Regions from separate parts of the Homo sapiens genome. Here region 2 is linked to region 1. Evidence: read pairs that join two places in POLR2A ChIA-PET (ENCODE). Cell type or tissue: PC-9. All regions are shown on one strand.

Region 1 (4,000 bases):
CTCCTCAACCATTTTCTCAAAGTAATGGGCATTCTATGATTTAGACTTCAAGGAATTCCAATGATGAAGATTTTAAGGAAAGTATTTTATATTCAACAGGTATATTCTGCTGCATGTACTGTACTCCAGAGCTGTTATGTAACACTGTATATAAATGGTTGCAAAAAAAAAAAAAAGTCAGTGCTTCTAAAAAGAATTTAAGATAATGGTTTTTAAAATGCCTTTATAATAAGCTTTGTTTCTTTGTGAAACTAATTCAGCAGGCTGAAGGAAATGGTTCATGTGATAATGTGGGCTGGTATCCTCTAGAGTACCTGGGTACATAAACAGAAACTCCTGTAGGTAAAAAGTAATTTGTGCCATTAGTCTTTCTATGTTTCTGCATCCAGATAGAGTGCAGTTCATGAGGGAGGGGGCGGGGGACTGAAGGGGAAAGGGCGTTAAAGTGATACATTTTTATACCAAATGTGTTTATTTTTTTGTGCAAGTAATCCTTAAAATTGCAATTGTATTAGGTGTTAAAATAAAGTTTTTAAAAAATTACTTGTATTTATACTTTACATACTTAATAATGAAAATTTCTGAATTCCAATTAACTTTCAACTTTCATAATCTAAAAAGAATCAGAGACCCAGGACACAGAATACTGTGTAATCTGTGATGTCTTTAATGATGTTTAGAGTTTGTGATATAAGAATACAGGAAAGACATTTTTAATGTAAATTTGAAATGCCAATGTATTTTTTTAAGAACATCATCTGGCTTTTCCTTCAGTCTAAAAGACATGAAAGAAGTGTAAGTATAGCAGTTAAAACGAAAATAATGGTTATGGGTGTTTTGACTGGAGGCAATGTAGCCAAATAGAGTAAAGAGACCCCCCTGGTCGGGAGCTCCAAATTGAGCTATTTTTGATTCTACCACTTACTGATATGACAGTTAATTCAAATTTTGTATCACTCTGGGCCTTACTACACCAGGGTGATGCTGACTGCAGAATAGATCTTATTCTAAGGTGCTATTTAAATTATAAATTTGCATAGTGGAGGTTTTATTTAAAGTATAATATTGAGTCTGGTCGATAGAAAAATCCTTAACTTTTAAGATACTTAATATATCATATATATTTTATATTGAAACTTACTGGGTCCATCAGATTTCTGCTTTAATTAAACCACTTATGAGCTTCTTAGAACTTATTCAGATAACAGTGTAAAATCTATGCAGTGCTACCCAAAGGGTGTGAGGTAGATAGGGGATTTCAAAGATCTCTTCCACCTTTGAGATCCCATGATTCTGAGCTGCCACAGTCTGATTATACAACTCTACCAGCTCCCTAAACAAGTTAGGTTCATTTGTGAGTACTCATCATTTCATAATATCATGATTATCACGATTTCATGATACTCAATATTTTGAGATTTTATAACCCTTTAAGAAGTGATAAATAATGTAGTATTCAATTCGTTTATCAAAGTATATTGCCTGGAAATGCTCACATGTATCATTTACATCCTCTATATATTATGACTATTCCAAACTCATTCATTTTATAGAAATGGTCAAAGGAAAAAGCCTTATGTACAGCCTTATTTGAAGAGAAAGTTCTTTGTCTGAGTCAGGAACATCCTGTTATCCAGCTGCTACATCCCCTTTCAGTGTGAATTCCACTCCTTACCAAATCACTTAGAAAACACTTTGACAAGTTTTAAACTCAAACACTGAATATTTTATGAAGCATGTGTAAAGAAAGAAACCAAAATTTGGTGCAGGTATTTAGTAATGGGTAGAACCTGTTAATATCTGAGTCATATATAATGGGGCCAAACATGGAACTACCTCATCAACCCCCCAAAAATGTGGCCAACTATTAATATTCTTTGTGACATTTACACCAAGGGGCATAGTAAGTATTTTTGGTATTATAAAATACACATTCAAAATCTCTGTTGTACAAAACTCATGTAACAGTTGGGACAAAATATCCAAATGTGGGTTCACAGTTCACAGGTGGTGAAAATTGAGGCCTTACTGCTATGGAGTGTATATCAAAATGTTCATGGTGACACATTTGAAGCAATAAATGGCTTAATTAAATGCCAAAATGAGGCTGAGTGTTTGATAAGCATACAATCATTCTTTTCAAGGGCAGTTTATATTTTTTTGTTCTCTTCTCCTTTAAAGCAAATTCCACGTTTTAGGTTTTTAACCATCTTAGGTTTGTGCAATATTAGTGCCCTTTGTCTTTAGACTTTAGGAATGGTCTTATTGACCTAATTAATTATTTTAATCTTATGCAAATAAATGTCTAACAAACTTGGGTTATAAAGGGGTATAAGATACTCCTTAATGTGTAGACATTGCAATGGTTTCCCCTCAGCTCTCACAGATAAAAATACATTTATTTTTTAGCAGATGGGTTTTAAGAGAAAAAAAGACCCTTAAAAATATTCTTTAACTTTACAAATACTAAGCACCTAGATTCTGAGAATATACAGATGAAGGTATTATATGTGTGTGTGGGGGGAGTTGGTGGGGGCAGACATGTTAAATGTGTTATCTTGATGAATGCTGTAATGGATACACAAAGCACTGGGAGAACACTGGGAGGCAGGGAAATTGATTACTGAAATAGTCAAGAAGACTTAACAAAAGAGCTATCATTTGAACTGAGTCCTAAAGACAGATGTAGTAGAGATGGCCTTCAAGGCAGAAGAGACTCTTCAAGGCCACATGCATTCTGGAACTTAAGGCAGTCTGGAAAGAGTGGCCATGAGGCAGGTAGACAGTGTCAGGGAAAGAAACCAAAAGCCAGCAAGAGTCTATTCATGAAGAGCAGGAATTGTTTGTTATAGGAGTCGAGGGTAACATTTACATATTGTTGGTTAACTGTAGTTATGATTATTTTAACAGTTCAATGAAATCACTGATTTAAGTATGTTCCCTTATTAAGATTATAAAGTAGGGATGACTTAAAATTAATCTGTAACTTGGAAAATGCTAAATTTAGGTGGATCTTTCCCTTGATTTTTGAAAGACAAAACTGCTAGTCAAGATTTTTAGATTTCCTTATTTGGATAATAAAATCAAAACTGCTGAACTAGTTTGTAGTTTCTGATCCAGGATCTTAATATTCATGATCTGATTCTGCTACAGAGAAATTAAAGTGATTTAAAGATGAACTAACCTCAGATTTCTGGGTTTTTCTTTTGAGTGAGTGTCTCACTCTGTCACCAGGGTTGGAGTACAGTGGCACAATTACAGCTCACTGCTGCCTCTACCTCCTGGGTTCAAGCGATCCTCCTGCCTCAGCCTCCTGAGTAGCTGTGACAGCAGGCATGGACCACCACTGGCTAATTTTTATATTTTTTGTAGAGATGGGCTGTCACTTAGTTGCCCAGGCTAGTCTTGAACTCCTGGCCTTAAGTGTGTGTGCCCAGGCTAGTCTTGAACTCCTGGCCTTAACTAGCTGTTTTTTTTTTTTTTTTAAATTGTTTTTGTTTGTTGGTTGGTTGGTTTTTGAGATGGAGTCTTGCTCTGTTCCCCAGGCTAGAGTGCAGTGGCATGATCCTGGCTCACTGCAACCTCCGCCTCCCAGGGTCAAGTGATTCTCCTGCCTCAGCCTCCCGAATAGGTGGGATTACAGGCACGCGCCACCATGCCCAGCTAATTTTTGTATTTTTAGTAGAGGCAAGGTTTCACTGTGCTGGCCAGGCTGGTCTTCAACTCCTGACCTTGTGATCTGCCTGCCTTGGCCTCCCAAAGTGCTGGGATTACAGGCATGAGCCACTGTGCCAAGCCAGTTGTTTATGTTTTAAGCAGTAAGTCTCATATACCTTCTAAGTCTGTGTTTTAACTAATAGATTGTTAGATGCCTACGCATTATTAAAATATTTATTTGAAAGCAATTTAATAATTTCTTAATAAATTCTCCAGAGCTATATAATTCAGTTTTTAGTTAATCAGGTACCACTTTTAACTTTCTTCACTGTTAAATTACAGA
Region 2 (4,000 bases), 50 kb before region 1:
TAAAAGGTATGTCTTACTCGAATTCCCATCAGATCCTCAACTTGCTCAGAACTCCAAAGCCACCCAACCAAAGGATAAGTGTAACAGAGAGAATGCTGAAGTGGAAAGAAAGAGGTTTTAACCAAGTGAAAACATTTCATTGCAAATTTTACAAAAATCATAAAACCACATGTGGTGGTGGGTTGAAAGGTGGCCCCCCAAAAGATATGCCTATGTCCTGGCCCCCAGTCCCATAAATGTGACCTTATTTGGGTAGAGTCTTTGCAGATGCAATTTAGTTAAGGATCTTAAGAGGAAACCATTCTGAATTGCCGAGGTGGACCCTGAGTCCACTGACAAGCATCCTTTTAAGAAAAGAGAAGGCAGGCGTCTTTATGAGAGAAGATAAACATCCTTATGAGAGAGGACATAGACTCAGAGAAGGCCATCTGAAGACGAAGTGACACAGACATAAGGAATGCCTACCGCCACCAGAAGCCAGAAGAGGCAAGGCAGTGTTCTCCCCTAGAGCCTCCAGGGAGAGTGCAGCTCTGTGACTTCTTGATCTCGGACCTCTGGCCCCCTGAACTGGGAAGAAATTTCTGTTGTTTTAAATCATCATGTTTCTGGTAATTTATTACAGCAACCCTAGGACTAACACTCCATATCAACACTAGAGTCCTTTCCAGAACCTTATTAAGAGATTCAAGTCAATGTGGGGCTCTGACGCTGAAGCTTCCTTAGCTCTACAGTAGATTTCCTCTGCCTTGAATAAAAGGACAGCCAAACTTTTCTTGTCTAATGTTATATTTGAAATAATTTCACATTTATTCTTCACGCAGATTCTCCAATTATTGATATTTGATAACATTTTGATATATATGTAGATAATAAAAAACTGTTTAGAAAAAAATTGTTCATAAAAACAAATTTCTGTAATTGTTCAAAAAAAAATGTGTAGTTAACAGCCATGATTCTCTCTGCTCCAAATACTTCTGCGCATAATCCCTAAGAAAAAAATCATTCTCTTACATGTCTACAGTTTGATACAAGAATCAAGAAATTAACAATGATTCAGTAATATTATCTAATTTAAAGACTATATTTTTTTCTCAATTGTTCTAATAATGTTTTTAAAGAAAAATCTGGTCAACATTGTAATCAAAGATCATATGTCATGTCCTTTGGTCTCCTTTAGTTTGAAATTATTCTCTTTTTTTTTTTGGCTTACAATTTTGAAGACTATAGGTCAATTATTTTGTAGAATATCCCCTAATTTGGGTTTGTCTGATATTCCCCTATGATTAGATTCAGGTTACACATTTTTCTATAGATTGTTACAGAATACTACATTTCTGTAGAATGCTACAGTAGTAATGTTGGGTTCTTCCAGAGCATCATATTAGGGGCACATGATATTGGTTTGCCTTATTTTTGTTGATGTTAAACATTAATCACTTGGGTTTCAGTGTTAGACAAGTACTTGTAAAACTGCTATGTTTCCCTTGTATTTAATAAATATTTTGGAGGAGATACTTTGATACTACATAAATATCCTGTTCCTCATCACATTTTTACCCACTTGTTCTAGAATCAGCTAATCATTCCTGTCTGAACTGATTATTAATATGATTGCTCCCAAGTGATGATTTTTTCAAACACCATCATTCCTTCAACATTTGTTAATGGTTGACATTATACTTAAGAAAGAGTTTTTGCTTCTTTGTCATTTATCTCTCACAAATTTGGCCAATGGGAGCTCATTTAAACTGGTTCATAAGGACATCGTAAACTTTTTATGGGGTCTAATAAGATCTGAGATGGATAGGTATGGTATAATAAAAAAATGTATTTGGTTTGTCTCTGATTGCTGGCACAGAGCTACTAAAATGCTTGGAATTTCTTGAGTAGGAGGAGTACCTTTTGTTATTTATGACAAGCACCTTTTTAACTCCACCTGAGTTATGTTAATTAGGTGACTTAGCAGTCCCTAGATTGCTTCACGATGGGGGCTGATCACCAGAAAAACCAACAAGGTGGTTAGAGTTAGAACTTTCTAAACTCTCCTCCAGCCCTCTGGGAGGGAAGAGAGGCTGGAGATTGAGTTCAGTCATCAGTGGCTAAAGCTTCAATTAGTCATGCCTACAAAATGAAACCTGCATAAAAAACAAACAAACAAAAAAACCTTAAATAATCGGGTATGGAGAGTTTCCAGGTTGGTGAACATATCAAGGTGTCAGGAGGGCATGGAAGCTCCATACCCCACTTAACCCTCATTTCCTGCCCTCTGCGTCTCTTCCATTTGGCTGCTCCTGAGTTGCATTCATTGTATTAAGATGGCAAACATAGATAGTGTTTTTCTGAGTTCTCTGAGGAGTTCTAGTGAATTATCAAATCTTGGGGAGGGATGTGGGAACCCTTCAAGTTGTCACCAAGTTGAACAAAAGTGCAGGTAGTCTGGGGACCCAAGACTTGCAACTGGCATCTGAAGTAAGGGCAATTTTGTGGGAATGAGCCTTTAAACCTGTGGAGGCTGACACTAACTCTAGGTAGTGTTAGAATAGTACTGAATTGTAGAAGACACTCAGTTGGTGTCCACAGAAAATGGAAGAATCATTTAGTGACAGAAAAACTTCAGAGTAGGGATAAGCCAGTCTCCCAAAGGCTAGACACACAGAATCAGTTTACAACCTTTTCCTAAAACAAGTCTTTGAATAAAAAACAGATCTAGGATGAAAACAGTTTCCACAACCCTGGACAGCAATGAGGAAGTTAGGAGAAAGAAATGAAACTAAGACAGTAGGGGATTTTACATTTCACACCTGGTCCGCAGCCTAATGTCCCCTCTGCTGTTCTGAGGATCTCATGATCCTCCCAAGTCTTCACTGAGTCATCATGGAAAATAAAATGACAGACTCACATTTTACAGCTGGATTTTGTGAATTACAAGAACAAGAGAGATATACACAAGCTCAATGTGACTCCTCACTACACCTTAGTTTCTTAGTCGAACTTGGTAGGTGTGATTTATATCCAAAATACAGTCAGGGATTGCATTTTCAATATTTAATTCTATGAACTTCCAGAATAGTTTACTAGCAATTGCCAGAAATAAACTTATATAGCTTGCCCAATGAGCTGTTTCAGGAATTTTTAATGGGAAATGTTATCTCCCGTGAATTTAACTGAGTCACTGATATATAGTTTAATAATATCTTCTAAGGATTCCAACTTTAAAGCAGGAAGCTATTCCTTAAAAAGAATTTGTTTTGCTGTACTTTATTGTGTATTCAAAGATTTTAACAGGAATTTTAGCAAATAAAATTAATTATATGAATCAATTAATTTATAGTAGCTATTGTACAGTTATGCTAAAATATACATTTAGAACTAATTTTGGTCATTCATTACTGTTTAGTAAGGTTTTAAAATTTAGTATCTATCTAATGATATTGCAAATCCAAAACCAACATGGTTCATTTACGTAATCTATCTTTCATTGTTTTTGTTTTACAGAATTTAAAAAACAAACAAAAAACATAAATTATGTTTTGTTCTAAAGATAGTACCATATTCTTTATATAAATACCTGTCCTTAAAGAATTCAATCATGACACTCTGATCAAATCAGTTATAAAATTACCACTTTTCCACATTCTTGTACAAATACCTTGACTCATAAAGCTATGTGCCATTAATCATTTCATTGTTAGGTAAAATTGCATCTTATCAAGGAAAACTCATGCTTGAATCAATAAGAGTATCAAAAAACTTACTTTTTACAAAAGCAAATAATAATACCCTCCACATAAGGCTTGTTCTGTAGAGTAAATCTGGATTGAAGAGCCACAATCTATGACCCCAATAAGTGATAATTTTTAAGAAAACTTGTGTAGAAGAGCAGGATCTAAAAATTAAAACTTCCATTATTGTGGTTAACCAGACAATATACATTTCAATAAAGTTAATATTTTTTTTCTTATACCCACACATACTTCATCCAAGAGAAGGGGATTATATA

Evidence for each region. Peaks named below come from ENCODE experiments on the same cell type or tissue, not always from the same donor. Only the 100,000 strongest peaks of a DNase experiment are listed, where the experiment ranks them.
Region 2: POLR2A ChIA-PET joins it to region 1 with 7 read pairs; 3 of 35 experiments call an interaction of 5 or more read pairs at or near these places.

What each region holds. Positions count from the first base shown.
Region 1 is chr7:120,975,115-120,979,114 of GRCh38, forward strand. ING3 (inhibitor of growth family member 3) reads left to right here. Exons shown (of 12, transcript NM_019071.3): 12 at 1-2,102. Among named protein-coding and RNA genes, the nearest start is that of CPED1, 12 kb to the right of the region's middle. In PC-9, no CTCF peak of the experiment used is centred here; no DNase peak of the experiment used is centred here.
Region 2 is chr7:120,925,115-120,929,114 of GRCh38, forward strand. No RefSeq gene overlaps it. Among named protein-coding and RNA genes, the nearest start is that of ING3, 24 kb to the right of the region's middle. In PC-9, no CTCF peak of the experiment used is centred here; a DNase peak (open chromatin) is centred at 1,937.